Regions from separate parts of the Mus musculus genome. Here regions 2, 3, 4 and 5 are each linked to region 1. Evidence: chromatin loops called from intact Hi-C (ENCODE). Cell type or tissue: gastrocnemius. All regions are shown on one strand. Links, peaks and the distances in the headings refer to the core of each region. The heading gives the core; the rest is flanking DNA. Region 1 has its middle 84 kb from the start of Cdc42se2. Region 2 overlaps Tnip1 (TNFAIP3 interacting protein 1). Region 3 holds the start of Lyrm7 (LYR motif containing 7). Region 4 overlaps Anxa6 (annexin A6). Region 5 holds the start of Cdc42se2 (CDC42 small effector 2).

Region 1 (5,984 bases), core at 382-5,381:
AGTTTAAATCCTATAGCTGCCCCAGCATGTGATGGAAGCTGAGCCTTCCCCAGTTGAGTGAAGATGTGGGAATGGAAAGGACACAGTCCATCCAACAGATCTATGGGAAACCCAACACCTGCAGAGTAAATGCTAGATGAGCCCAGACCACATATCACAATGGAGTGTTTGCTACTGATGCTACCAGTCAGGCATGCTGCATTTGGCATACGCTTGCAGTCACAGCCACTGGGAGATGAAGCAGGAGCATAAGCCACATAGAACAGGATCTACTTCGTTTTTTAAAACAAGTATCAGGGTTTGGTGCTCCCATTAGGCTTGGGAGAGTAAGAACATTTGCCATCTATCCTGATGAGCTGAGTTCAGTCTTTGAACCTACACAGTGAAAGGGGAGAACTGAGTCCCACAAGCTGCCCCTAACATCCATGTACTGTGGCACATGCATGCACACACAAAATAAATGGAATTTTTAAGATTTACTTTGAAAATGGTCTCAACTGTGATCCTATCATGGAGTTCACTGTATAGACAGGTCTGGCCTCAAGCTCACAGAGATCCGCCTGCCTCTGCCTCCCATTTGCCACCACCTATCAGTTTAACAGCACACTTAAAGGAAGCTGATAGCTTTTAGATGGGTATATTAGACAAAATTCACATTTCAATATTTTTGGTTAGTAGTAAGTTAATTCAGGATAATAATAATAATAATAATAATAATAATAGTTTAACTAAGATTAATAGATAGCATCACAAACTAATTAGATATTATGCCCAAAACGGGTACGTGTCAGCTCTTTGAAAATATGTGGTAAGACAAGAAAGGACCATAATTGTGAAGTCTTCACCGTAACATGCTAAAGCTCCTCCCCAGAACCATGATAGGAAACCCGAAGAGCCATAGTTGAAGCTGATAAGAGTGGCGTGAACGAGCCTGTTGTCTTGGACTGCTGCCCTGGTAAGTCACGCATGTGTGGCACCTACCTATGGGAATCTTGGGGTTTTTTTTTTTTTTTTTAAAGAATGATTGAGTGAAGCATACCAAAGCACACATTTAATTCCACCACTCAGCTATCAGGGGGAAGTGGATCTCTTATGAGTTCATGACAGTTCTGGGGCTGGCGAGATGGCTCAGTGGGTAAGAGCACTGACTACTCTGCTGAAGGCCCTGTTCAAATCCCAGCAACCACGTGAAGGCTCACAACCACCCATCTGTTCATCTACAGTGTACTCACATACACAAAGGAAATAAATCTTTTTATTTTCAATTTTTTATTAGATATTTTCTTCATTTACATTTCAAATGTTATCCCGAAAGTCCCCTATACCCTCTCCCCCCCCCTCCCGCCCTGCTCCCCTACCCACCCACTCCCAAGAAAATAAATCTTAAAAAAAAAAAAAAAAAAAAAGAAAAGAAAAGAAAGAAATTCTGGTCTACATAGAGTTCCAGGACAGCCAAAGCTACACACAGACACCCTGTCTCCAAAAAAAAAAAAAAAAAAAAAAAAAAAAAAAAAAAATAGACTTGACAATATGAAAAGAAATACGTACTGGCTGGCTGGGAAGTAGGAAGATACTTTGGTTCACACACCTCCAAGGGAGGATATATATAAAGTGTATACCAAAAGGGCAAACATCTACAGTGCTTGACCTGCAAGCCTAACAACTGAGTCCACATAAAGGCAGGAGCAGAGACCCAGCTCTCCAAAGTTGTTTCTCTGTGCGTGTACCCACAGAGGTGTCATGCACACACAATAGTCATTTTTTTAAAGGTATATTTACTTACATGAGCACACTGTAGCTGTCATCAGATAGACACACCAGAAGAGGGCATCAGATCCCATTATAGATGGTTGTGAGCCACCGTGTGGTTGCTGGGAATTAAACTCAGGACCTCTAGAAGAGCAATCAGTGCTCTTAACCACTGAGCCATCTCTCCAGCCTAATAGTCATTTTTAAACAAGCATTTCTTAAACAGTGCAGGGTCAAGTCTGAGGTCTAACTCTCCTCAGTTTGTATTAGGACCCTCAGAGGCTGGAAGTGAGTGTTTTGTTATTCAGCCAATCTTACAATATGGAGTTCTGGTTTGAGTTTTTGCAACTTGAGTTCTTTGGCAATTGGAGAGAAGAGTCTCTCCCAGGGCATAGTTAGGGACCTTTAGAGTCAGCCAGGTAGTTGTGGCGCACACCTTTAGTCCCAGCACTAAGGAGGCAGAGGGAGGCGGATCTCTGAGTTTGAGGCCAACTTGTTCCACAGAGTGAATTCAAGAACAGCCAAGACTACTTAGAAAAACTGCCTTAGGCAAATTTCTGAGTTCGAGGCCAGCCTGGTCTACAGAGTGAGTTCCAGGACAGCCAGGGCTACACAGAGAAACCCTGTCTTGAAAAAGAGAGAGAGACAGACAGACACTAGGTGGCGCCAAGCTACAACGTGACTGGGTTTTCTAGTTGGTTTAGTTTTGAATTAAGATGGTAAGCCCAGCATACTGATGGCTCTCACCTCCCATTTTCTACCACCCCTGCCTACTTCCTCACAAATCTCTCCAATTCATTTTTTGTTTAGAGACCCACCAGTTCCATGGGTGTGAAACCGCCTTCAACTTGAGTACAACTAAAGACAGTGATTCTCACTCCTGGAGTCTGAATTGGCAGTAGTTGTGAGTGAGGTAAAGAAAGGTCCTGTGAGCACCCCCCCACACACACACACACACACACACACACACACACACACCTCCCCGGATGTTTGTTCACAGGCTGGTCTCCTGTGGCCAGCACAGACAACCGCAGTTGTTCCCATCTGTGATATTGCCATGTGAAGTCCAAGGGATGGCACTTTGTAGCCCTTCACCTGTCTTCTGACTCATATACACCCCTCTTCCACCGTATGCTCTGAGCATTAGAGGCTGGGGCAGAAGGGCGTCTAAGTGGCTTGTTCAGGGCTGAGCCCACAACTCTCCCTCATTCTCTGCATGCTGTGAGGGGAGGCATCTCTGTCTACAGATATAAGCGTGGGTGTTTACGGCAGTATATTGCTGTGTCCATTTAGTTAGCCATCAGAAATCCAGTCCCTGCGTGGGCCTACCACTTCCCCAACTACTACCTCCCCAGCCCTAGAATTTCAGCCAGGCTTAGAGTAGCAGGCATTGGTCCATTGTCCCCTGAGAAGTGGACATTGATTCCATTCAGAGGTTACAGTAGCTAGAAAATGGAGACAGCCTCCATGCCCAACAACTGGTGAATGGACAACAAAGATGTAGTGCATATACCTCCTTGTACTTCAGTTGCACAGAAAGTGCAATTTACAAAGAAATGGACAGAATTGGGAATAGTTATTCAAAGAGAGGGGGGAGTAGTGTAGCTCAGCGGCAGAGAGTTTGCATAGCATAATCAAAGCCCTGGATTTAATCCTCAATACCACCAATAAACAGTGAAGTAACGCAGGCCCAAAGACAAATGGGACATAGCTTCAAGTCTTCGATATTCTCTAGCAAAAATGGAGTACTGCTGTGAGCCAGAAAATGAGGGCAGGGAGCTTAAGGGAAGAGGGACAGCAGAACATAAAATATTGTAGGTGGAAAGGATTAACCAGCATAAAGAGAGTGTAAAGAAACCAGCTGGAGAGTAAGATGTGAGCTGAGTGCGGTAGCACATGCTTTTAATTCCTGCACTCAGGAGGCAGAAGTAGGTGGATCTCAATTTGAGGCCAGCCTGGTCAACAGAGAAACCCTGTTTTGAAAAAGAAAGATGCTCGCCTGCGTAATAGCGTGTCTGCTCTGTGGGTGGTGGCTAACCAATATCATCTTTGGGGGCAGAGGATCCTCCATCATCACAAGCAACCGTGAGCAGCCGGTGTGCATGCTGACAACTGAAAGCTCGTCCCCTGCAAGAGCAGTAGTCACTTTTTATTTTGTTCTGTTTTAAAATAAGGTCTCACTATGTAGCCGTGGCTAGTCTGGAACTCACTATGTAGACCAGGCTGAACCAGAACTCATGGAGATGGATCTGCCTCTGCCTCCTTAAAGGTGTGTGCCGCCACAATCAGCAGTAATCCCTTAACCATCAAACTAGCTCTCCAGCCCTGGAAAAGATGTCCTTTGTTTCAAACTAGATTAATGTGTCTTCTTTATGGCTTGCGCTTCTAAGTAAGCATTTTCCTAGTCCTCAGTAATGGCCACCTTTCATATATGATACTCAGAGCACATGTGTGTAGGGTGGTGCCAAGTCTATCTGCAGCTCACATCATTTCTCCTGTTTACTGAAAAGCCACTTCCCACCACCCATCAGTTATCTTTGCCGTTACGTCGAGGATCAGTGTGACTGTGTACGTTTATTGTTGGGTCTCTAAGTCTGCCTTCATATTGTACTACTGTGGCTGTGTTGTGAGAGTCCACAGCACTACCGGCAATCTTTCCATGCATAATTCTGGATAGCTTTATTTTTCTTTTTATTGGCTCTTTTTCTTCCTCTTTCTTTGTTCCAAATAGAACAGCCTTGGATTCATCGCCCCTGTGTATCAGCCCCCCAACTGGAAGACGATGTCTGTTTTCTGTGTCTGGCTCATGGATTTATTCTTCATGTGAAGGTTTTTGATTTTATTTATTTTTAAATGTGTGGATGCTTTGGCCTGTAGGAATATCTGTGCACCAATGTGTGCCTGATGCCTTTAGATGCCAATAACAGGCACTGGGTCCCTGTTACAGACAGTGGTGAGCCACCTCGAGGGTGCTGGAATTGAACCCAAGTCCTCTTCAAAAGTAACACGTATTCTTAACTTCTGAACCATTTTGCCAACCTTCATTTAAGACTTTGTGTAAGAGTTTGTTCCATGCCTTCACTTTGAAAAGTAGCTTTTATATTTTCAGTGTTTAATTACTTAGTCTTGACAAAAAGAAAACAAAATAGATCTTTAATGTTGATATAGCATCTGGCAGCCTTCCATCTAACAATACTCTTTAGACCTGTGTCTACCTTCTTGTTGTATATACTTTTTTTTTCCTTCACAACGATATAATGCTAAGAAATGATAAGGCCAGGCAGGCATGGTGGTATATGGCTTTAATCCCAGAACCCGAGAGGTGGGGCTGCCTGAACTCCCTGAACTCCAGGCCAGCCAAGTCAAAAGGGAGGAAGAGGAGGAAAGGAGAGGAGGAAGACAATCAATACAAAATCTACACTTGCCAAAGGTTTGTGCGAGCGTGCGTGTGTGTGTGTGTGTGTGTGTGTGTGTGTGTGTGTGTGTGTGTGATTGATATATATATATATATATATATATATATATATATATATATATATATAATGTTTTTTTTCTCTGAAAGGACCTTCTGTTTGTATATATATATATATATATATATACACACACACCATTGCTCTCTTCAGACATAGTTGTGAGCCACCAATAGGGTTGCTGGGAATTGAACTCAGGACCTCTGGAAGAGCAGTCAGTGCTCTTAACCACTGAGCCATCTCTCCTGCCCCCCTTTTTTTTCTTAAGATTTTATTGATTTTATGTATGTGAGTACACTGTCACTGTTCTCAGACACACCAAAAGAGGGCATCAGATCCCATTGCTATGATTGTGAGCCACCATGTGGTTGCTGGGAATTGAACTCAGGACCTTCTAGAAGAGCAGTCAGTGCTCTTACCCACTGAGCCATCTCTCCAGCCCTGCAGCTTTCTTTCTACACTTGGCTTTCTTTACTAGTTGCTAAGCTCTGTCAATGCTTTCCCCTTGTCTATTGAGATAACTGGATTTCTCCTGTGTTCTGTTGTAATACCTAGTTAATACTACTCTAACAAATCAACCCAAAACTTGGTGGCATAAGCTACATTGCTGCACTTCTCTGTGGGTCCAAAATCCAGAGGCCGGAGCTGCTGTGTGTCTCTGAGGCTCGGTGGCCGAGGTCTTAACTGAAGACCATAAAGCTAAGGGCTACAAGCATTCCAGGGGTAGTGGCTGCACACCAGTCAGTTTCTCCCAAGCTGTTTCTA
Region 2 (5,000 bases), core at 1-5,000, 220 kb after region 1:
CTATACAGAGAAACCCCTGTCTCAACCCACCACCACCACCACCCCCGCCAAACCAAACCAAACCAAAACAAACCAAACCAAAACAAACAAACAAAACAAAACCACCACCACCACCAACAACAACCCCCCAAAATGAACAAACAAAAAACCCTGGTATACAAAGAAAAAAGAAGAAAAGAGAAACACTTTAGCCAAGTGTACAAACATACTTAAAGGCTAATCAGCCAGACATGGTGGGGCTACACCTTTAATCTCAGCACTCAGGAAGCAAGGCAGAAGGATCTGTCTTGAGTTTGAGGCTAGTTTAATCTACATAGTGAGTTCCAGAACAGCCAAGGCTACATAAAGAGGCTGTTTCAAAGCAAAACCAAAAGTAAAAATAAACCCTCCTTCTATGTGTGTCAGCTTAGTGTAGGCTATGGCTTACAGCACATCATAAACAGATCATGCGCAGCCATTAAGAAAATAAGACACTTAGTACATCCTTTGAGCCTTAAGATAATGCTAATTATGAGCCATACTCTTGACACAGCAGTTACTCAGGAAAGAAAAACAACTCTACATCACTATAAATAAAAGGACAGGAGATGGGAGAAGATATTCAGACTTCAGATTACTACCAATGACAAAAGTACTTAGACACGGGAGAACTGGCTTATGCTATTGATCTGAACAGACCTCCTGAGACAATTGTAAAAGAGAAAAACTTATCTGAAAAGCAGTATGTCTTTTTTTTTTTTTTTTTTTTTTCTGCATTAAAAAAACCATGTCTGTAACCTCAGCTACTTAGGGGCCTGAGGGAAGAAGGCTGAGTTCAAGGATCGCAGAGGCAGCTCAGTGAGGCCCCAGGTTCAGTTCCTAGTGCCACAGAAAAAAGGAAAACCAAACAACCCCAAGGGAACACAGTGAGCTGATGTCAGCGGCAGCCATCTGGAGGGAGACTCTTGGTTCATTACATAATGAACATTCTTTTCCTTCTGAGAGATGAGTCAATCTAGAATATGAATGTAAGTAAGACTTCAGATGTGTGTGAAGAAAGAGGGGTGGGGAAGAAGAGGTCGGGAAGACCTCAACTGTGTGAGGAGGGACAAGGACAGGCTAGTGGCCTGGGCTGGAGGTGGGGAGGGGCTTGGGAGACAGAGAATGCTGCTGCCAAGGGTGTGGGAGCTTCCTTCACTGTTAGCCACTCCCACTGCAGCATGTGTCTCCAATGCCGACTGTCCTGACTGACCACCACCTCTCCCGTGTCCAGCTTACCTTAGCCTTCCTAGGCTCACCCTTTTAATATACGGGTCTGCATCTATATGTGGTGAGTGTGGGTGCCCGTGAAGGCCAGAAAAAGGGGTTAGACTCTCTGGAGCTGGAGTTACAGGCAGTGGTGAGCTGGTATGTGAGAGTCCTGGGAACTGAGCCCAGGTCCTCTGCGTGCACCATTACCACTGAGCCATCTGTCCAGCTCCCTAAGGTCCCCAAATAATTTCAGCCTGTGCCACAAACTCAGTCTCCTCAGTGATCCCTGTGGTTGGTCCCGAGAGGACAGACATCTATCCCATGGGCAGATGGTTCAATGGTTTCCACAATAACTCTCTAAGGTGATCTAGGCCCAACAGGAACCAGAGAGCCAGGTGGGGCCTTCGTCCCTGACCTCCCAGTTTGGCCACCTACCTCCATGCGTTGCTGTTCTAGCAACTTCACCTTCTTCTCAGCTGCTCCAAAGGCCCCCGCTTCAGGGACTTTACTCGCCATCACACTGGCCTAGGGAGAGACAGAGCCTTCACCAAAGTGTCAGATAAAACTTCGTTCCCCAGCCCAGTGCTCTCCCAGGGCCTCAGCCCCTTGTCTCCAATCTCCCTGCTCCTCCCACCCAGCAGCCATGTCTCAGCCACGACCTCCTCCTCCTGGAAGCCCACGAGGAACATTCCCCTTTGCTGATGCATACTGTGGCTGCCAGCCTCACATCCTCTCACCAGCTCTTTCCACAGCCATCTTCCCCACTTTAACTCTGAGGCCCTGCTGGTCAACCCCACAACAACTCCGAATCCCCTAACCTAAAAGGCGTGGCTTATATATTTTTTAGAAGTTGTGAGGAGCCAGTGAGATGGCTCAGTGAGTGAACACGATTGTCTCTAAGTCTGATGAGCTGAGTGCAATCTCCAGAGCCTATGGTGGAAGGAGAGAACTGCCTCAGACCTCCATACACGCATGCAGCCCCCAACATAAAATAAACGCCGTGAAAGTGTGATGGAGGCTGGCAAGCATCACGAGCCCAGACACATGTGCCGAGAGCCCGCATGTGCAGATGTGTGTGCACAACATGCCATCTCTGAGATTCTTTCCAAATTCTGCAACCACAATCTAATCTAAACCCAAAACCCATTCTGCAAAACAACCGGCCAGCATAACTCAAAAGTGCCAAGGTCATGGAAACCAGGACAGCTGAGCCACGTCGCCGAAATGAGGAGACTAAGGAGCTGTGATAGGAACCCCACGTGGGATCCTGGATTCAATTCTGGAAGGCAGAAAGGGAGGGAGTGAAGGATGGGTGCATCTGGACAGCGCTGCTGACGGCAGTGCCCAGTCTGGTAAGAACCACAGTTATGTAAGATGCTTGGTGAGGTAGGTCTGCGGTTATAGAAGCCAGCCAGGGAAGACGGAGGGAGTACGGGAACACAACTCCACACTATTTCTGCCTCAGTTTAAAGTTACCTCAAAATAAAATGTTTTAAAACTGAACAATTGAGGTGTTGAGGTAAGAACCACAGGACAAGGCGAGAAGTGCACGTGCAGTGACTGTCGCCAGTGTCTGCTCAGACCAGAAGCTGTTCTGCACTGGCCCCATCAACTCTCTATGTCCTACCACAGGCTGGGCAGAGGCTGGAAGCAGAGCCTGTGAGCCTCTGGTGCCCCCTACAGGCTATGTCCTGTAAACATACCATGCCACCTGGAGAGGAAAGGGTATCTATCTGATAAGGTGGCCTCAAAAAGGGCAGATGCCTGCCCCAGGAAGCTCACTGTCAACAGCAACAGCTAAAGGCTATGTGTCACTTAGTTTTAATCCCAACAGAGGCAGGAGGATCTCTGTGAGCTGACGGCCAGCCTGATCTACCCAGTGTGTTTCAGACCAACCATGGCTACAACAGTGAGCAACAATGCCAGCGAGAGGCAGAGCGAGAAGGCTTTGCTCTTCAGCCGGCCACCCCCACATCTGCTTGAGAGGTGACAGAAGAATCTTAATTGTATGATGGCACATGACCTCTCCAAGTCTCCTGCTGGCCCCGCACATGGAAGAGACATCCCTTCAGGCAAAAGAGCCCAAGTGAGCTCATGGCTTTGCAGGTAAATTACATCACTGCCCCGGGGTGGGGAGTGAGTGACCAAGGTCATTACTATATTACATAGAAAGCTGGCATTAGGGCTTATGTTGCAACTGACTGCAACTCACTTGAGGAGGTAAACAACTGGGTTACAGGAGCCTGAGGGATGGTGAGAGTGGAGCAAGGCACACTTGGCCTTCACTGTGTGGCAGGGCTGGGCCTGGAGGTGTGGGGGTGTGGGCCAGAGCTGAGGCATCCCCAGACCAGTCTTCCTCTCCATGCAGAGCTCTAAGTTGCGATCTCACAAGCTTAATACAATCCCCTTAGGAGCCCTGACACTTTAGAGACTAACCTGACTTTTGGGAAGGAGACTTTGACAAGACAAAATGCATCAAGGTATTGGTACCCAGAATGAGCAAAACACTGAAACCCAACTCCCATGAGCAGCCGCTGGACAATCCAAGTCAGCAAGCGGGAGAAGCAAGCAGCCAGGGTGGGCGGCAGAGCCATGTAATTTGACTGCCAATAGCTCTGAGCACGTGTCTCAGAGAACGGGATACTCCACGTGGGGTGAAGACAGAACAAAAAGCCAAGGACTGGTCATACCACGGAGGCAGGTGCTGCACCAGGAAACAGAGTCTACCAGGCAGAACCTTCTGCCACTGGAATGTGTGTAGGAGGAGATGTGCTCCCTCAGCGAGGGGCAGAGCAGATCCTGGGTTTGAGAGCTTGGGATACACACCTGCTGCTGTCCAGCCACGCCCTTCTTGCCAGCACCCTCTGGCTTTGGGGAGCTGGGCTGCCCACAGAGTCCCTCTTTGCAGCTGCTGTTCATCAACAGTTTCTTGAGCTCCGTGTTTTCCTCCCTAGATAAGAGACAAGTGGAGATGTCACAATGTCAGCCCTGGGTTAAGACACTTGCAAAGCCAAGGATCTGCTGTCAAAGGCACTGCTGCGGTGCGACCAGACCAAAAGGGCATCTGTAAGCCACCCAGAAGGTGTGCAGGCTGCATGAGAATCCTTAACAGCAGAATTTCCCCCATCTGTAGGTTGTCTCCACACCTGGCACCTTCCAGTTCTATGATCTTGTTCTCTAAGAAAGCTCCGCCCCTCCCTCCAGTTATAGTCAAGTGTCCTGGTTCAGCTGACGCAGGCAGAGCCTGGGCGGTGCAGTAGGTCATGCTCACTCACCGGCACCTGGCACCCCCCCTCTTTAACATGGAAAGAGCAAGCTTCTGGCTCAGAGCTAGGGTTGATAGAGCCATCTTCACACCCACCAGGGACTCAATCCCACTGGATCTGCTCTCATGGTTCTCTAGTGTTGAGTACAGGCCCTGCTCTGGGTGAGACCTTCTTTACAGTTTACAGCAGGAAAGGCTACCAGCAAAGTTGAGTGTGGGCACGCACACCTATGACTCCAACGTTCATTTGGGAGGCAGAAGCTGGACTATGGAGTCTGAGGCGGCCTGAGCTACGCAGTGAGTTCCCTGGGCTATGGAATGAGACCATTCCAAACGAAACAAGCAGAAATAATAAGTGAAAGTGAAACCCTAAGTTCATGAGGTAGGCAGTGCTGGGTACTCAGGATGTTTGCAGTGTGGACACAGCCCTTCAGCTTCCATTTAATTACAGAGTCAAATGGCTTTTCTCAGGCCACTCAGCAAGGACTCAGATTCCTTTCCTTCG
Region 3 (5,984 bases), core at 394-5,393, 160 kb after region 1:
CAAAAGCAATGAGGAGCTGGGGAGCTGGATCAGTGGTTAGGAGCATGCACTGTAGCTGGATCAGTCGTTAGCAGCATGCACTGTTCTCCGGTGGGCGTCAGCTCTGTTCCTTGGATCCCAGCACCCACATCAAGTGGTTCTGGCCTCTGCAGGCATCTGCACTTGCACACACATGCCCACGTACACATGCACACAGACATATAATTAAAAGGGGGGGGGGCAGCAGTTGGAGGTACAACCTAGCTCAGGTAAGGCCCTGGGCTCCATCTAGCAACTCATTAAAAAACTGTTCTATGAAACAGTCAAAAAAATAAAATAAAATAAAATACGAATCTTCTAAGTGGTGTGGTGGTTCATATCTGTCAATCCAGTACTCATGAGGTGGAGGCAGGGGGATCAGCTCAGTGTCAGCCTCTGCTATGTGGTGAGTTCAAGGCCAACCTGGGCTTCTTGAGAGCCTGTTTCAACAACTCTCAAAACAAAACAAAAGCCTCAATGATCATCCTGACAAGAACTTAGTGTGGGAAGGTGGTGGACTCGGCCAGTCTGCATAGGTTTCTAGCTCTCTCTCAACCTACCCCCTTTCATCTTCTCTTGACTCCTCCACTCACAATCAGGAATGTATTCTATCCTAAGAGCCCGGGAAGATGTTTCAGATAGCTCAGAGAAACCTAACTGCAATTTCTGAAATGAAAAGTGGAAGGAATGCCAAGACTTCTCAGCATCCTGAATTTGTGGGAGTCGGGGTGGGGACAGGGACAGGAGTGCCCACAAGCCTGACATTGTGATAATACATGAAACTGAAAAGGAATAGTGGTGAGAATAGCTAAGAAACTGGCGGGGAGGGAAACAGGATGGAACCTAAGACACATATGCATATCTGAAAGCTGGAGAGATGGCTCAGCGGTTAAGAGCACAGGTTCCTCTTCCAGAGGACCTGGGTTCAATGCCCAGCACCAACATAGCAGCTCACAACTATCTGTAACTGCAGTTCCAGGGGATCTGACATCCTCACACAGGCATGAATGCAAGCACAACAACAATGCACATAAAATTAAAAACAATAGATAGATAGATAGATAGAAAATCAACTTTAGATTTAGGGCTAGGGTGATGGCTCAGTGGTTACAATGCTTGTTCTGTAAGGGTAAAGACCAGTTTGGATCCTCAGAACCCACGAAAATACAGGGCAGATGACTAGCTGTGCTCACAGTGGAGAGCTCTGGGTCTAATTGAGTCACCCTGCCTCGACACATGAGGTAAGAGAACAGCAGAAGCCGTCATACACATGCATATGGGCACACATTAGTACACACATGGAAATGGAAAAAATAAGATTTCAGATTTCCATTTTTTTTCCTTTTTTGGATGCTTAGCCAATCACGGGAAACTAACAGACTTGGTATGGGGGAATGGGGAACAATAACAACCTAAACATGTGGGGGTGGCTTTGGAATTGAGTGATGTGTAGAGAAAGGAGTTTTTTTCTAAAGTGCTCAGCAATAAGAGCCCATTGCCTGGCAGAGACTGTTGATAGAAATATGGATTAAAAAAAGATTTATTTATTTATTTATATAAGTACACTGTAGCTGTCTTCAGACACACCAGAAGAGGGCATCAGATCCCATTACAATGGTTGTGAGCCACCATGTGGTTGCTGGGACTTGAACTCAGGACCTCTGGAAGAGTAGCCAGTGCTTTTAACCGCTGAGCCATCTCTCCAGCCCAGGAATATGAATTTTAAAAGGCACCACATAGACTGTGCTTGAAATGTAGTGGGTCCTGAGTTCATTTCTCAGCACTACACAATAAAATATAAATTAAGCAAGAGGTAAAGAGACATATAGGCCCAGCACTCGGGAGGCAGAGGCAGGCAGATTTCTGAGTTTGAGGCCAGCCTGGTCTACAAAGTGAGTTCCAGGACAGCCAGGGCTATACAGAGAAACCCTGTCTCGAAAAAAAAAAAAAAAAAAAAAAAAGACAAACAAAAAAGAGACAGATAGGCAGGCAGGCAGAAGCACACTAGCACACGCGCGCGCACACGCACACGCGCGCGCACACACACACACACACACACACACACACGAGACTAGGTGTCTAGATGTCCCTGCATCTTAGAAAGTGGAGAAGGGAGGATCACTTGATCCCAAAGTTTAAGACCATAGGAAGTCTGCAGTGTGGAACACTAAAGGATAGTAATCGGAGTAATTTTATATAGTACTTCCTGGGGAGTGGGGGTGTCCATTAATATAAAAACAGCACCACTAGCTTAAGACCATTATCCTAATAAAAAGAAAATGGGGGCTGGAGAGATGGCTCTGAGGTTAAAGCACTGGCTGCTCTCACAAAGGAACCAGGCTCTTCCCATCAGCCATACTGCAGCTGACAACCTCCTGTAACTTCGGTTCCAAGGAATCTGACACCCTCTTCTGGCCTCTGTGAGTACCAGACATGCACATGGTGCACAGACATACATGCCTTGCAAATAAAATAGTTGAAAAAGTTATTTTAAAAGAAAATGTGATCTTCATTACCACAAATCTACTAGAACCGGCATTACATTGTAGCTAATCATATCTTTTTACTTATTATTTATGCACTGTTGGGCATGGAAGCCAATGCCTTGAAAATGCTAAGGGCTCCAACTTAAAAGTTAAATACAACCTCAGCCCTACTAAGAAACTTCTTTTCAAACGCAAAAAGTAGCTGGGCGTAGTGGCTCGGGAGTCAGATTCCCAGCACTTAGCATGAAGATTGCTGAGAATTGGCCGCCGGTGTGAGCTACAAGTCTGAGGCCAGCCCCTCCTAATTCTTAATCAAACTTCAGGTGTCTGCCTATAAGTCCCCGTGATTCTTAAATTTCGAGACAAGATCTATGTTGCCTGGGCTTGCCATCAACAAGTAGGCTCAGCAATGCTGCCTCTCGCCCACTAGAGATTTCTGTATTCCTCTAGGTAAGTTAAATCCTATTTATAGGTTCACAAAACATGCTGTTTATTAATTTGAAGCACTTCTTACGATTTTATTAGTTGTTTATAGTCTTCCTACTATGGAACTTCTTTATTAAGGCATAGGTGGTCGGTTTATGGTCATCAGTCTCCTCTATTCACTACCTTTCATGGATCAGCCATCCTCCTCATTCATTGTCTCGTGTGGCTGTCACCCTCCTCCGCTCCGCGCCCCTCGAGATCCACTCCCTCCTCACTCACTGTCCCCCCCTTCTCCACTGCAGCCCCTCCAGGTTGTCTCCCTCATCATTCACTCTTCCACATGGCTATCAACCTCCTCCATTCACGGTCCATAGGGTCGTCTCTCCTCACTGCCCTCAAAATTGTCACCCTCTACCACTCATTGCCCCTGAAGGTTGTCACCCTCTTACACTCTCAGCCCCCCTCGGGGTCGCCTCCCTCCCTTGCCGGGGTCTTGAGCCTCAGCATCCCTGCACCCTCCTCCCGGCCCTGTCACCTTGGCGGGCTGACCCATGGCTCCCCACGCCGCTGACTCCGCCTCTGAGGGCGCCCCCTCTTGGCAACCAATCAGGGCCGGGGCACAGCTGGCGACGCTCCGCATAGCAACCAATCAGAATGCAACATGTCCTTCCTAGCCCGCCTTCCCCGCAGGAGGAAGTTCAGGCGTTTGCTAAGCAGAGCTAAGTATAAAAACGCGAGAAGCCGCGGTGCCAAATTACGGACAGGAGGACGGAAGTAGCTGAGAAGCCATGTTTGTTAGGGGCAGACTTCACTCCGCCGCGCCTAGCGTGCCGCTCGCGCACACTGTTTGTTACTGGGTGGCCTCGGAACCTGCTCGTTTTTTATCTCTTGTTTAAGGGCGTGGGCGTCTCTTAAGTGTCTATATTATAAGGTTTCCGGGCTGTGACTGTCTCCTTGGGAACGTAAGCAAACAAAAGCTAAGTCCTAACAACCACAGCCCATACATATCAGAACGCTGACTCCAGAACGTTCTGTTTGTACATTCTCTTAATTATTCCCCCCAAAGGTGCGGTTGAGTTGCCTGCTCAAGTTCACACCCTTGATCCCAGAGCCTCCTCACCTTCTGCATTATTGCCCTACTTATCTTGCCCCGTTCTTTGGTTTTGCTGAGGTAGGAAATAATTTATTAGAAGCTTCATAGTAATAACCATAAAACATTTATATACATTTTAACTTAGTACTTGCAGGCATGGATAAAAATTTCCACCTTGCTCCTGTTCCGCAATCATTTGCGTTCAACATTCCTGTAACATTTTAGGCTACTTTTAGGTAAAACTGACTGTTTATTAAGAATCAAAGATTCTTAATCTTTGATTAAGCTGAGTGTGGTGGGATATACTTGAAAACCCAGTATTTGGAAGGTAAAGTCAGGAGCATCAAGAATTCAAGGACAGCCCTGGTCTAGACTATATGAGACTCTGTGTCAATCAAAAAACAAAAAGGAAAAAAAAATTCTGCTTTTGAGACAGGGTGTCACAGTAACCCTGTCTGGTGTGGAACTTGTTATATAGATCAGGCTGGCCTCAAACTTTGAGATCTGCTGCCTCTGGAGTGCTGGAATAAAAGTTGTCACCACCAAACCTGTACTCGTCCTCAGGAATGCTTTCTACCTTGTTCAAAACCTAGAATTGGCCCAGAACTCACTGGTTAGGCTAGACTGGCTGTCCTGGTCTCAGAGATCTTCCCATCTCTACCTCCCCAAGGCTGGGATTACAAATGTGAAATACCATGCCTAGGGAGTCTTATATAAGAACACAAAGATAATTGTCAACTTTTAAAAATTGTTATTGATGGCTGGAGAGCTGGCCCAAAGCCTAAGAACACTGCTGTTCTTTCCAGAGGACCTGAGATTATTTCCCAACACCCATATGGCAGCTAACAACTGCCTGAACTCCAGTCCCAGGGGATCTGACACCTTCTGGCCTCCAAGGACACGGTATACATACACATCCAGGTAAACACTCATACACTCATAAAAATAAAATCTCACTAAAAATTTCTTATTGAGGTTTTATTTATTTATTTATTTATTTATTTATTTATTTATTTCAGGACAAGGTTTCTCTGTGTAGCCCTGGCTGTCCTGGAGCTCACTCTGTAGACCAGGCTGGCCTCCAACTCAAAAATCTGCCTGCCTCTGCCTCCCCAGTGCTGGGATTAAAGGCGTGCGCCACCACTGCTCGGCTGCAGAAGTGCTTTTAATAGAACCAATGAAATCAAGTGTAGTGGCTATTGTCTTTCATCCAAAACAATAATCAATTAGATGATCTTATACTGTGGTGGCTTCTGTAGTACTATAGATCAATTTCTTAAAAAAAAAAAGTAATTTGTAATAATAACTTCTGATTAGAAAGTTAATGAAAACCCTTCTATGTTATTTAAAAATATGGATCCTGTGGCTGAAGAGATGGTTCAGTGCTTAACAGCACTTACTGATCAGCAGGGGACTGGAGTTGGATTCCTAGCACCTTCACAGCAGCTCACAACAGGCTGTAACTCCAGTTTTGGGAGATCCAGTACTCTCTTCTGGCCTCCGTTGGCTCCTACATGCCTGTGGTGCCCATAATGTCATGCAATTGTATACATATAATAGATAAAATTTTAAAACATAGTTCTACAGTGCCCAAATGAGATCAGAAGTGAGTCTTAAGCCAACATGATAGTTTCTTCAGCTGTTCCAGAGATGAAGGGAAACGAGACAGCTCACACTCTTTACTGATCCGGTGGTGGGAACTGAACTGAAGAAACGCCAGAACTCAGTGGAAATTCCAACTGTTCATCATGTAAGTTCCTGGAGCTATGTGGCAGGCAGGAGTATGCCCTCCAAAAGATGTGTGCACTCAGGTGCCCAGAACTTCTCATTGCCTTGCCTTGCAGGAATTTGGCAAGTGAATTAAATATTCTGAGATGGGAGACGTTTCATGTACGGTCTGGTGAGCCTAATGAGTCACATTGAAAGTGGAAGAAGGAAAAGAGGGAGATGTAAAAAGATAC
Region 4 (5,984 bases), core at 552-5,551, 280 kb after region 1:
TACAGAGTGAGTTACACAGAGAAACCCTGTCTCAAGAAACCAAAAACCAAGAAACCCAAAACACACAAACAAACAAATAAACCTACCTCAGAGATGAAAAAAAAAAACAACAAAAAAAAAAAAAACCAGGGGCTCACGAGAGGTGGCTAAGCAGTTACGAGCACTGGATGCTCTTGCAGAGGACCCAGGTTCGGTTCCCAGCACCCACATGGCAACTCACAACTGTCTGTAACTCCAGTTCCAGGGGATCTGCTACCTTCTTCGGAACTCTGTGAGTACCCGGCATGCACCAGACATTCATGTAGGCAAACACGCACATACATAAAATAACAGAGATATTTTCATAGCCAAGCCAATGAGGTAGGTCTCCCTTCATTCAACATGAGCAGGTGATCCCAGAGCCCACTGAGCAGCCCCTTTCCTACCTCAATGGCTTGGTGTAGAGACTTGTCATATTTCTCAATGAATTCCCTCCGGATGTTGAGCAGATCTATCTCACTCCGAGACACCATCACCCTGGTGAGGGTCTTCTCATCTGTGCCAGCACCCTGGTGGAGCCAAGGAGAGATACATGGAGCAGGAAGGGAGGGCAGAGCTAGGTCATGCTATGGCAGATGTCCACCTGCCTGTCCCTTCTGCCTTCCCAGACCAGACGGCCACTCCTTACTGTCTTCCACAGACAGTGCCAACCAAACTCCCTCGTGTGGAGGACTGGGCAGACATAAGCACAGATGACCTGTGTGGGCTGAGCAGGCCCTGCTAAAACTCATATCCAGCTGGCACCTCAGAATGTAACCTTAGAACAGAGTTTTTGCCTTGTGGTTTAGATGATGTAGCCTCCCCCCAATTTAATTCATGCATTGAAGGCTTGGTCCCTCCCCGGTGCAGTGTTCAGAGCTAGAGATTTGGGGAAGCAGATCTTAAGGTTTCTGACTTCTTCGATGGGCCAGTGCATTGATGAATATACAATCTGATGGCATTGCTAGGAAGTGGCGAAGGTGAAGGCCTAGCTGGAGGAAGTGAGGTGGGGTGTCAGTGGATGTACTCCGTGCCTTGTCCCTTCTTCCCTCTCTGCTCCAGGCTGTCTGGAAGGAAGTAGCATGCTCTGCCACGCCCGCCCTGCCACGACATTCTGCATCACCACAGGCTCAAGAAACAGATCAGGAGGCCGTGGACCGAAGGCTCCGAAACTATGAGCCCACATCCTTTCTTTCCTCTTTTAGGTTGATTTTTTTTTCCCATCCCAGATATTGTACCAAAGAGATGGAAAGTTAATTATTGCACCATTGTAATGTGTTAAAATGAAGTCATGTTAGATTAGGGCCCTAAACCCATCGGGTGGCTCTAAGGAGTGCAAGGGACAGAGGCACACATGTGAACATAAAGACAGAGGATGGGGGGCTGGTGAGGTGGCTCAGCTGTTAAGAGTACTGTCTGCTCTTCCAGAGGTCCTGAGTTCAATTCCCGGCAACCACATGGTGGCTCAGAACCATCTATAGGGGAAACTGATGCCCTCTTCAGGCAGGCAGTTGCAAATGCAGCAGAATACGCATACATTAAAAAAAAAAAAAAAAAGACAGAGGCTGGAGTGATGCAGCCAAACTGAAGACACACAAGGGGTTTCTGGCAGCTTCCGGGAGGCAGGAGAGGGGTAGCAGGAGAGGGATGGGAAGGAGCCAACCTTACCAATGCCTCGATTTTAGAACCATGAGAGATTACGTTTATGTCATTCAGTTTGTGGGAACTTGTTATACAAGTCCCAAAATACTAACACAGGATCTGGAATATGTGAGCACTAGGGCCCTCTCTCCTCTCCCTCCAGCTCTGTCACTTTCTACCTGTACACAGCATCTTGGGTACCAACAGCAATATTCTCTTAAGTTTTGGCAACTAGAAATCAATCATGATAGATATCCTGGGGATGGGGTGGGGGAGTGGGCATTAAAACACCCTTGACTGAGAAAGAAGACTACGTTTGGTCCAGAAGCAGGATGCTGATAAACAAGGTGGGGTAAAGAGCAGTCGGATGTCTCGTCTGGGGGAGGGTGCACATCTGTGCCTGTAGGTTTGGGAAAGGCAGTGCTGAGAAGCAGGTCAGGCGCCGTACCTTCATGGACTTGTACAGTTTATCAGCAAAGAAGAGAGGCTTGTTCTTGACACTCTGAACTGTAGGGGAGAAGAGAGAGAGGCAGGGCATCTGGTCAGAGGCTGTGTGCTCAGACCCTGGGCAGGGCTTTCTGTACTACAGCCACCAACCTTCCAACATACTTACTGCTACCAGCCTACTGGGTGGCTGCGGGTCACTGCTAACCGTCTGTCTTGGCAGTGCCACTTTACGACCCCCTCCACAAAGCTCCTTCCTTTTCTCCTCCCTCTGTCCACCTCTCTTTCTGTCTGAGAGCTGAATCTCTCCCGCGGTAAAGGAGCTTGTGGCTGACTGAGGTCAGCAGAATATTTAACTGGGGTTTAAGTCCTAAGGGATGCTGGATACAGGGCTGTCAATTTTGAGGGCATTCAGAGCGCAGGAGAAGATGGTTAAAGACTGAACTTTAGGGTCTAGAGAGATAGCTCAGTGGGTAAGAGCACTTATTGCTCTTCCAGAGGACCCAAGTTGGATTCCCAGCACTTGCTTTGGGCTGCTTACAACTGCCTATAGCTCTCTCTCTCTCTCTCTCTCTCTCTCTCTCTCTCTCTCTCACACACACACACACACACACACACACAAACAAAAAACCAGATTCTACTGTAGAGATTCAGATTCTAGAGACATTCTGAGCGGGGTGTGGTGTGTGTGAGTATGTAACAACTTCTGTGCCACTTGAGGACTGAGTAGAAAAGCCAGTGTTCATGTCCCACTACCGATATGCAGAAGCTGACACAGGTTCTGTGTTCTGCCCAGGGCATTTAGCATTCAAGTGACAGTTCCTGCTCAGCTCCTCTGCTTCCAATCACAATGCCTCACTGTAGGTGGTGAAGAGCTATTGTAAGCAACCCCTCCATTTATCTAATCTAAAACACTGTTCCTCCACGTTTTTTTTAGAATTCCTGAGATTCAAGATGCATTTTGCAGTTGATAGAGAATCTGAAAGCCTTCTATCGCCACCTGCTGGTAAGATCAGGTATCGACACGATGCAACAATATGCTTGTATGTATCCATATCTACACAGGGAGAAATGAGATCCAAAAGGGAAAGAGACCTTCTCAAACTCGAGACCTCCAGGCCACGAGGTAGCTTAGCAGGCTAAGGTCATTGACCTAAGAACCTAAGTTCAATTCCCAAGATCCACAGAGTAGAGAGAACCAACTCTCTAAAGTTTTCTGACTTCCACACACATGATATGGTGTGTGCATACCTGTACACATGTATTTATGTGTACACATACAACATAAATAATACAATGTAACAAAAAAATTAAAAAGCAAGAAGCTCAGAGACGAGGTCTCTGGGCTAAGGAGATAGCTCAGTGGCAGGCTGTGGTATGAGAGAATATGCCTAAGGCATGTCTAGTGTATACATGCAGGGTGTACCCTGTGAATGAACGCATCTTGCATGCTATGTATACGTGTCCTATGAGTCACATGTGTGCATATACAGTATGTCTCATGTGTGGTATATATGTACACAAACATACTCCAGTCCTGTGCAGCATTGCCCTTCTCTATGTCCTGGTCCTAACCCTGGGATGTTCAACCTGCCTCCATAGCCTTGAAGATGTCCTCAGGTTGTCCCCCCACAATCATGCCTTGGCGGGGGAGGTGATCTGAGGTAGTATTTAGCTCCCAGTATCAGCAGCAGAAGATGATGCTAAAGCCACATTCCTTTAGGGAAACTGCCCACATTCCCAGCAGTGCCCCAGTCCCTCCCCCGGGTGCCCGGTAATTACCGATGGCCACAAATGCGTCCTTGACATCCCCAGACATCTCCTTCTTGATGACATGCTCTATGTCATAGTTGGTCTTCTTGATGAACTCCTGGAAGACTGGTCAAGAGAATTGAGGGAGAGATGAACTCCACTGGGGAGGGTCACCTGACCTACCCCGTGAACCAGCCACAGTACATGCTGGGCACTGGGTAGGGCTCAGGTGACAGGCAGATTCTGGCCTTAGGGCTACTATAAGACTTGGAGCCGAGTAGGCCACACCAGTGCCTTTAAGTCTGGCCAGTAGCTCTAGCCCTTGGCAAGCTCTATTACCCCAGGCTGATGTGTAAAAGGAAATGCCCAGACCACCAGGGGGGCCTTGCTCTCTGGGTTCCCTCTTATTCCCTGACAGGATTGGATGGAACTTACTATATAATAATCAAAGTGACACCCAGTAGCCCCTTATGCCCTGCACAGACCGAGTACTTTATGTTTATTGTGAGTTTTGTATCCTAGCAACCATGTGAGGTACAACTAAAACCCCAATCCTTAGATAAGGGGATCAAGGCAGAAAGTCAGTCACCTGCTTAGCCACACAGCTGATAGGTAGGGGACTGGAATCGAGGCAATCCAGGGTTAAGCACAAAGCAGCCACGTGTTGAAAAGGACCGAGCAGGTACATGTGAGGCTACAAAGTCTCAGTGGGAAGGGACTTCAGGACTGGCACTGTACACCTCTGTGATGGGCTGGCCTACACCACCTCACCCCTCTCTGCTTTGTCCTGATGGATCATGGCAGCACACCTCAGAATCCTTAACCCTGCATGCTGATGAGGTGAAGCTAGCTAGCGATTCCTTATCCTAGGTGTGCCATCTGCCTTGCTAAGGAAGGGAAGGGAGCTGGCTGAGGAGAGGCCAGAGCTCTGGAGTCCCCCAACCCTCCACTACTGGAGTGAAGAGAAGGAATTAGGCACTTGGCTGGTCTGCTCTGCACAGAAGGTTGTAAGGCTCGGGTCATATTTGGGGCTCCCACTGCCACACTGGAAGGGGTAGAGGGTTCAACAGACTCACCTCTGCGCAGGTGGGGATAGCTACGGGTGCACAGGACGGTCATGAAGCGTGTCTCCAAGGAAGTTTTGTCTCCGCTGGGGGTGTCTGCTATTTCCTGCAGAGCCCGGTTGGGGCAAGGGTTTAGGGAAAGCCACGGGAAAGCCACAGTTAGCACCTACTGTCTCTGCTAAGGCTCAGGTTGCGGTGGGATCAATCACCCAAGGGCATTGAGGTTGGCCCCTTCTCCCCTCGGCCTGAGTACAGTGGTCATCCCATTTCCCTTTGAAGTCCTCAGGACCCCGGGGTGGGACTGGAGCTGGGTAGAGGGACTTGGTAATCCTATCCAGTCACCAGAGAATCTCTCTGGGGAGTATGGACATGTGTGTGAACAAGCAAAAATGTCCTAGCCGGTTTTCTCCAGTCCCAAGGGCACACCCGGTTTACTCTAGCACATTAAGGGTTCCAAAGGATCTCCTAGCCAGCTATGACCTTACTTAAATTCTCTCTAAAAAGCTCACTTTGGGCTTAAAAATAAAATTAAAATGATTTCGATTTAAAGGCAACGACCATAGCTGGTAATGATACAGCATAAATCAGGGTAGAGATGACCAGCTAAAGCTTAGGAAATATTTATTTGCCCCTGCCTGCCCCTTCTGAGACAGAGTCTCTCTCATGTAGTTCAGGCTGGCCTCAAACTCGATATGAAGCCGAGGATGGCCTTGAACTCCTGAACCTCCTGCCTCTGCTTGTCAAGTGCTGGATTATGATCATGCACTGCCACACCTGCCCGCCCTTAACCAACACAGTCCTTAAAAGGCCCTGAAGGGGAGAGAGAGAAGCTGTGGGGAAGCCCCCAATCACTGCCCCATCCTGTCCCACTCAGCCCAGCCCAGGCACAGCAAGACTTGACTTAGAAGCTGTTACCTCCCCGTGAAGGACAGAACACTCACCAAGATCTCAGCAGCCACCTGAGAGCGGGGAGGGGACAGAGGAGGGAGAGACGGGAGGCAAGAGTCAGAGCTCAGAGTGATTGGTTGGCTCAGATTGGCAGAAGTCCCAAGAGACCCCAGGGTC
Region 5 (5,984 bases), core at 488-5,487, 84 kb after region 1:
TCTGACGGAGAACACATGAGGCCCTGGCTCAGTCTCACCCCAAAACATCAACAACAAAGACAACAGAAACTTCATGTTCATAGAAAACACAATGCTGTTCTCCACCTCGATCTTCCTGAGGCAATGCAGCAGTGCACCGCCAAGCCAGGGCTTCTGCACACTGGGAAAAAACTCTTATCAACCAGGCTATAGAAGTCATCACTGTTTGGTTTGGTTTGGTTATTTGGGAGGTGGTAATTTTTATTTTTTGAGGGGGCTGTTTTACTGGTTGGTTTTGTTTTTAAATAGGGTGTCATGTAGCTCAGGCTAGACTGGAACTTGATAAAGCAACCAAGCAAGCAAGGCCTCACATATGCTAAACAAATTGACAACTACAGTATATCCTCGGCCTACATCTCCCCCCAACCCTTTTGAGACAGGGTCTCATTCTGTGGCTCTAGCTGGCTTGGAACTAGGTATGTAGACCAGGCTGGCCTTAAACTTAGAGATTCACCTGCCTCCTGCCTCCCAAATGCTGTGATTAAAGGTGCATACCAGTGCCTAGCCCACACCTGCATTTTAATATACAGTTTTATCATAGTTGTACTTCTAGAAGGAAGTCCAAACAGCACCACATATTATTACTAATAATTCTTCTCTTGTCAACACTATTTAGTCAATAGTGTATTTTTTTATGATAAACACGCAGACAAAACAAAAATGTTGGAAAGGTACTTTATTTAAGATATTTCTTTTTTTCTACCCATCAACTCCATTCTTTTTGTGGTACTGAAGATGGAAGACAGAGCCTGGTACACACATACTAGGAAACTATACTACCATAGCCACATCCCTGCTCTGTTAAAAATGAAATAAAATAAAATGGCTAAAATATCCAAAACAAAAGAAATCTACTAATTTACCTTGTTATCTTTTGGGTCTCATATAGTTCAGACTGGCCTTACGTTTGTGATATATAGGCCAAAGACGGCCTTACACTCATGATCCCTCTGCCTCCACCATTACAGGTGTTGGTAGTAAGGCTCCCACTATCATACTGCTTGTGGTGATTGAATGAACGACTTCATGTCAACTGACCCACATTCCCTGCCCATCTTTGGGGATCGATCTCTCTCTCTCTCTCTCTCTCTCTCTCTCTCTCTCGTTACTGTTTTGTAATTATGTGTATGTGTGTGTATGTCACCTGTATTCTGGTGCTCCATGAAGACCAGAAGAGGGCATCATATCCCCATTACAGACAGTTGTGAGCCATCAGGTGTGGGTGTTAGGAACTTAACTCCAATCCTCTAGATAAGCAGCAAGTGCTGGTTTAACCACAGAGCAGAGATTTTTTTTTTTAATACAGAAAATGTTATTACAAAGATTATTACTGAAACAGAACTGGAATCACACTATCAATAAAAACACTGCATCAAAATCTAGTTCAGGAGAAAAATAAAACACCATCTTGTTGAAACCATTCTTCCTGTCGCTTTAAAACCTACTGGGATTTTTATTAAGCTGACAAATGAAACCATAACCCAATAATCGTGGCCTTAAAAAGTTACTCATTAACTTTTAAGTAGGATGCTATGAATGAACACTTCCTGAAGTTCACCAGCCATTTTTCCAAGTGAAGTAGCCCTAGGGGTCTGGGGAGGTCCTTACTTGCTACATCGATACTACATAATGAACTTCATGCTCAAGCTTAAGAGAGAAACATTTCCAGGTTTTGTTCCCTTCCACAAACAGAATTCAAAAATCTCTCTGTGCTTAATATGTGTCTAATGAGTATGCTGGGTAAACTGTGATGTTTAACCACCAAGGCGACATTAGATCCCCTCCCCTAAAGTTCAGAGCTCTCTCTCCCTGGCTCATAGAGATCCAAGACTGACCATGCCACAGTCCCTCCAAAGCCCACACACATCTTTACTCCTACTACATAGAAAGCTAGACCTCAAAATGCACCCCAAACATCTTTCTCAATTATTTTCAAAGAAAAGGAGAAATCAGGCCTGCTGAGAAACAGAAATCTGTAAGCCAACTTCTCTCAAAAATTTCACATCTCAAAGGTACTATCTGCTATGCTGGCTGGCAATAATGACCAACTAATTATTAATAGTTTACATGGGGATGGGGGACAGAAACTTGCTAGGCATTCTTTCCAATAGTCCTTTATCTGAGTCAAGAAGCTATGTGCCTCATCTTACTAGTAGGAACAGTTCTGTGTGGTGTTTTAAGATTCATTCATTATATCAATATTTTACTAAGCAAGGGTCCTTTAAGAGCATTTAATTTTCTTTCTTTCTTTCTTCCCCCCCCCCCCTCTTTTTGTGGCGGGTGGGAGTACTGGGGAACTGAACTACTCTGGGCCGCCTCCTACATGCAAGGCAAGTTCCCTACCACTGAGCTGTACTCCCAGGCCCAGAACGTCTCAGTGCTGCGCTCTGCACATCACTACCAAACTCCTCCAGGAAAGCTCGGCAGTAGCAATCACTGCCGCTAAAACGGAATTCCCAGGGTTGCCTGAAATCAGCCGGCACCGGGCTGCTCCTCAGCTCGAAATGCGGACGTCAGCGAGCCGCTACCTACCACACCCGTTAGTAATGCTCACCACCGTGGCCGCGAGCTCCCGGTGCAACAACCTGTAAGAGTCGCCGCAGCGACTGCGAGGCAGTGGCCCGGCTTCCTCTCTCGGGGTCCCAGGCAGGCCGGGCGGGAGTCGGGGTTCGGGAGCCCAGCCGCTCCGCGCCGGTCCAGACTGGCGGGGCTGCGGACTGGGGGAGGGGTCCGTAGCGCCTCCCCCATCGGGAAGGTGCAGGCTACGGTGAAAGCTGGCCTCACGGAGAATGAAGAGAACCATACGCCGGTCCTCGCGTGAGGACCTCGCCCAGACTGGAAAATGGAGCCGCCGCAGCCTCAGTCAGTCCGCAGCCCCAGTCTGCTGCCCCAGTCCGCAGCGCGGAGAGGCCCGGGCCGCGCTCGCCCTCAACCTTCCGAGTGGCGACCCTACACTTGGCGCCTCGGGCGGCGGGGCCAACGTGGGGCCCTCTCCCTCACTCACCGTCGCCTTTGTCTCCGCCGCCTGCTCCAGCCGCGCGGCTCCGAGCGCCGGCTCCGAAGCTTCCAGGATCTCCACACACCAAGCAGCTGCGCTCCCCGCTTCGGGCTCCGCCCTCCCGCCTAGGCTCTGGCGCGCAGAGGCGGAGCCACAAGCGGTGTGTGCGGCTGCGCGGCTACGCCCCCACTACAAGGACACGCCCTGTCCCCCCCCAGTAGGCGGGCTGGTAGCTGTGAGGCCCCGCCCAGTGAGGGAGTGGCGAGACCTAGGGGATGCTAGGCGCGCAAAGAGTGACCGCTGGGTGGGCTACGGGGAAGATGGATGCCGCTGCCTCGCGCCACAGCACCTTCCTGTCCGGATCCAGCCGTAGACGTGCCCGGGCGAGCAAGGCGCTGCTAGGCAGAGCTGGCCAGCACCAGATGTCTCTCACGCTCAGATCACGTTACTTTCAAGGAATCAGAATCACTGACTCATTGGAGAGTCAAGAATATCTACCTGGCATTTGAAAAGTTCGTCTCTGTGACTTCTTGTGGGATCGTTTTTTTTTTTGGTTTTTTTTTTTTTTTTTTTTTTTTGGTTTTGCTTTGACGTTGTTTGAGGGAGGGCCTTTTTGTAGCCCCAGAGTGGCCTCAAACTCACTATATAGGTAAGGATGGCCTGGATCTTGTGATCCTCCTGCCTCCGTCTCCCAAGCGCTGGGATTACTAGTGTATGTCACAAGCTTAAGGACTTTTGGAGTAGAACCCTGGCTGACCTGGAACTCACAGCAGTCCTCCTGCCTCAGCCACCACATTTTATGACTACATTAACTTTACACTTTAGGCACCCAGAAGCAAGAAACAAATGGACGCCTTCCCACTGAAATCTAGCCACACATACTCAGACAGGGAGCTGCATGACCATCACTATTGATAGGAAATTTCTAGCTTGTTCAGTGACAAAACTGGAGTACTCCTTGGTTCCTCTTATTCTCAATTTCACATCCATTCTGTCCATAAGGGTAATTGGCGTGGTTCTACATTCAAACAAAAAGAAAATCAGACTGTTCATCTACATTGTTTCTGTCATCCGTGGTCCCAGTCACACTTCAGTGGCTTTCTTAAATGACCTCCCTGACCACCATCAACAAACTGTGTTGTCAAAACAAGAGGGAGAATATCCTCCCGCAAGGAGAGTCAGCTCATGTCTCATCCGATCAAAATCCACCAGTGTTCCCGTTACTGTAGAAGATAACATCTTTACAATGGCTGACAAAGCCTCTGAGATTTTTTTTTTTCCCTATAGGTCTCAGAATTCATCTCCAGTCTCACTGGTGCTTGCAATGTCCAGTCTATACTCAGGGACTAGGACATTCTCTAATGTCTGCCTTCTCCCCTCAACTCCACTCAGATCTTCTTTAACAATGATGCGTAGCCTAAACCCACTTCTTTACATTGCTACAGGCTCAATCCTTCCCCCATCTATCTGCCCTTGTTCTCCTGTTCCCAGAACAGTCTGCACAATTTATTCTGTTAATTTTGCTCCTGTCTTCCCCACTAGAAGCTGGGTGTTTGGGTTGGCTGGATTTGATTTCTGCAGTGCTGTAGGTGAAACCCAGGGCCTTGCTCTGGCTTGGTGAGTACCACACACATGCAGACCTTTGAGGCTGGGGATAACTGTTCTAATCAACTAATCAGTCCCAAGTGCCTAGAGGAAATGAAAAAAAAATTAAATACCCCCAAGATGTTCAACAACAAAAATAATCAATTTTATTTTCAGTTTCCTCTTGATTCCACTTTCTGCCAGTCAACCAACCATTAGATTTTAACCTACATCAGACCATAAACATTTGGACTTCTCAGTTCTTTTGTGTACAGTAACCATTTACTTGATGTTTGATGCAATTTTTGACCAGTGACATCCCTGTACCCTATTTCACTGAGTAAGAATAATGTGATAGGGTAGAGAAAATTTGATATAGTACTTAAAGGTATGCTGTTTTGAAAAAACTTTCCTAAGACCAAAAAAAAAAAAAAAACCAAAACTTCCCAAGTGTCATACATTGCTTGCATTGTTCTTTGACATGCAAATATGGTCACCTTAAACAATATTTTCTACCACTTATCCATAAAAGGTAGCAATCCTTACGGGAATTGTTACACATTATTTAATATTCTATAAAAGTGTGCATCTGGGTGATGGTGGCCTATGCTTTTAATCCCAGCACTTAAGATACAGAGGCAGGTGGATCTCTATGAATTCAAGGCCAGCCTGGTCTACAGAGCAAGGTTTAGGACAGTCAGGGCTATACAAAGAAATCCTGTCTTGAAAAACCAAGTAAATAAATAAGTGTGTGTGTGTGTGTGTGAGAGAGAGAGAGAGAGAGAGAGAGAGAGAGAGAGAGAGAGAGAGAGAGAGAGTTGCCTGTGTGAGGGAGAGAGGGAGAGAGAGAGAAACTGAACAACATCTAATTTTGGTTGCTAGGACCATTCATATTCCCTTTTGTTAAGGGCACAATTCTATTCAATTAGATGGGTATTGTTTTATTGCTACAGCTGTTGTTGTTATGGGTCCTTGTCATAGGGTCTCTCTATGCAGAGATTTGACTGGCCTGGCACTCGCTCTGCAGTCTAGGGTAACCTTGAATCATGGCAATCCACCTGCCTCTGCTTCTCAAATGTTGAGATTACTTGCATGGGCCTAGCTTAGATGATACTATTGTTTAACAGTGGATATACATGATGGTTTGCTCAATATTGTATTAGTAGCAGTCTCTTTACCTATTTGATTTATTCTTTATGATTTAAAACAAAGCTACAAATTATACCTTATGATTCAGATTTTTTTAAAAATAAAGTTTTAGGCCAGCCACAGTGACAACATATCTTTAATCCCAACAGATCTTGTGAATTCAAGGCCAACCTGTTCTACATAGTGAGTTCTAATATAACCAAGGCTATATAGT

The links. Peaks named below come from ENCODE experiments on the same cell type or tissue, not always from the same donor. Only the 100,000 strongest peaks of a DNase experiment are listed, where the experiment ranks them.
Region 2: a loop joins it to region 1, with 5 times the contacts of the local background. A loop is called at or near these places in 10 of 42 quality-filtered maps.
Region 3: a loop joins it to region 1, with 10 times the contacts of the local background. A loop is called at or near these places in 38 of 42 quality-filtered maps.
Region 4: a loop joins it to region 1, with 2.7 times the contacts of the local background. A loop is called at or near these places in 7 of 42 quality-filtered maps.
Region 5: a loop joins it to region 1, with 2.6 times the contacts of the local background. A loop is called at or near these places in 10 of 42 quality-filtered maps.

What each region holds. Positions count from the first base shown.
Region 1 is chr11:54,701,073-54,707,056 of GRCm38, forward strand. No RefSeq gene overlaps it. Among named protein-coding and RNA genes, the nearest start is that of Cdc42se2, 84 kb to the right of the region's middle. In gastrocnemius, for the core only: a CTCF peak has its summit at 2,417 (motif pointing right); a DNase peak (open chromatin) is centred at 2,410.
Region 2 is chr11:54,925,039-54,930,038 of GRCm38, forward strand. It overlaps Tnip1 (TNFAIP3 interacting protein 1), which reads right to left. Exons shown (of 19, transcript NM_001199275.2): 9 at 4,057-4,180; 10 at 1,666-1,755. Among named protein-coding and RNA genes, the nearest start is that of Gpx3, 25 kb to the left of the region's middle. In gastrocnemius, for the core only: a CTCF peak has its summit at 2,906 (motif pointing left); a DNase peak (open chromatin) is centred at 2,896; H3K27ac peaks cover 2,445 bases.
Region 3 is chr11:54,857,087-54,863,070 of GRCm38, forward strand. Lyrm7 (LYR motif containing 7) reads right to left here and starts at 3,511. Exons shown (of 5, transcript NM_029327.5): 1 at 3,466-3,511. The coding sequence starts at 3,483. Gm31490 (a long non-coding RNA gene) reads left to right here and starts at 2,728. Exons shown (of 3, transcript XR_879859.2): 1 at 2,728-2,954; 2 at 4,830-4,944; 3 at 5,663-5,773. In gastrocnemius, for the core only: CTCF peaks have their summits at 2,430 (motif pointing left), 3,569 (motif pointing left) and 3,792; DNase peaks (open chromatin) are centred at 2,403, 3,591 and 4,859; H3K4me3 peaks cover 1,778 bases; H3K27ac peaks cover 2,567 bases.
Region 4 is chr11:54,981,191-54,987,174 of GRCm38, forward strand. It overlaps Anxa6 (annexin A6), which reads right to left. Exons shown (of 26, transcript NM_013472.5): 21 at 5,861-5,878; 22 at 4,932-5,025; 23 at 3,886-3,981; 24 at 2,108-2,166; 25 at 426-548. Among named protein-coding and RNA genes, the nearest start is that of Tnip1, 21 kb to the left of the region's middle. In gastrocnemius, for the core only: CTCF peaks have their summits at 729, 1,509 (motif pointing left) and 3,097 (motif pointing left); DNase peaks (open chromatin) are centred at 652 and 3,107; H3K27ac peaks cover 1,441 bases.
Region 5 is chr11:54,784,517-54,790,500 of GRCm38, forward strand. Cdc42se2 (CDC42 small effector 2) reads right to left here and starts at 3,187. Exons shown (of 6, transcript NM_178626.3): 1 at 3,044-3,187. In gastrocnemius, for the core only: CTCF peaks have their summits at 2,434 and 3,328; DNase peaks (open chromatin) are centred at 2,759, 3,231 and 3,735; H3K4me3 peaks cover 2,323 bases; H3K27ac peaks cover 2,062 bases.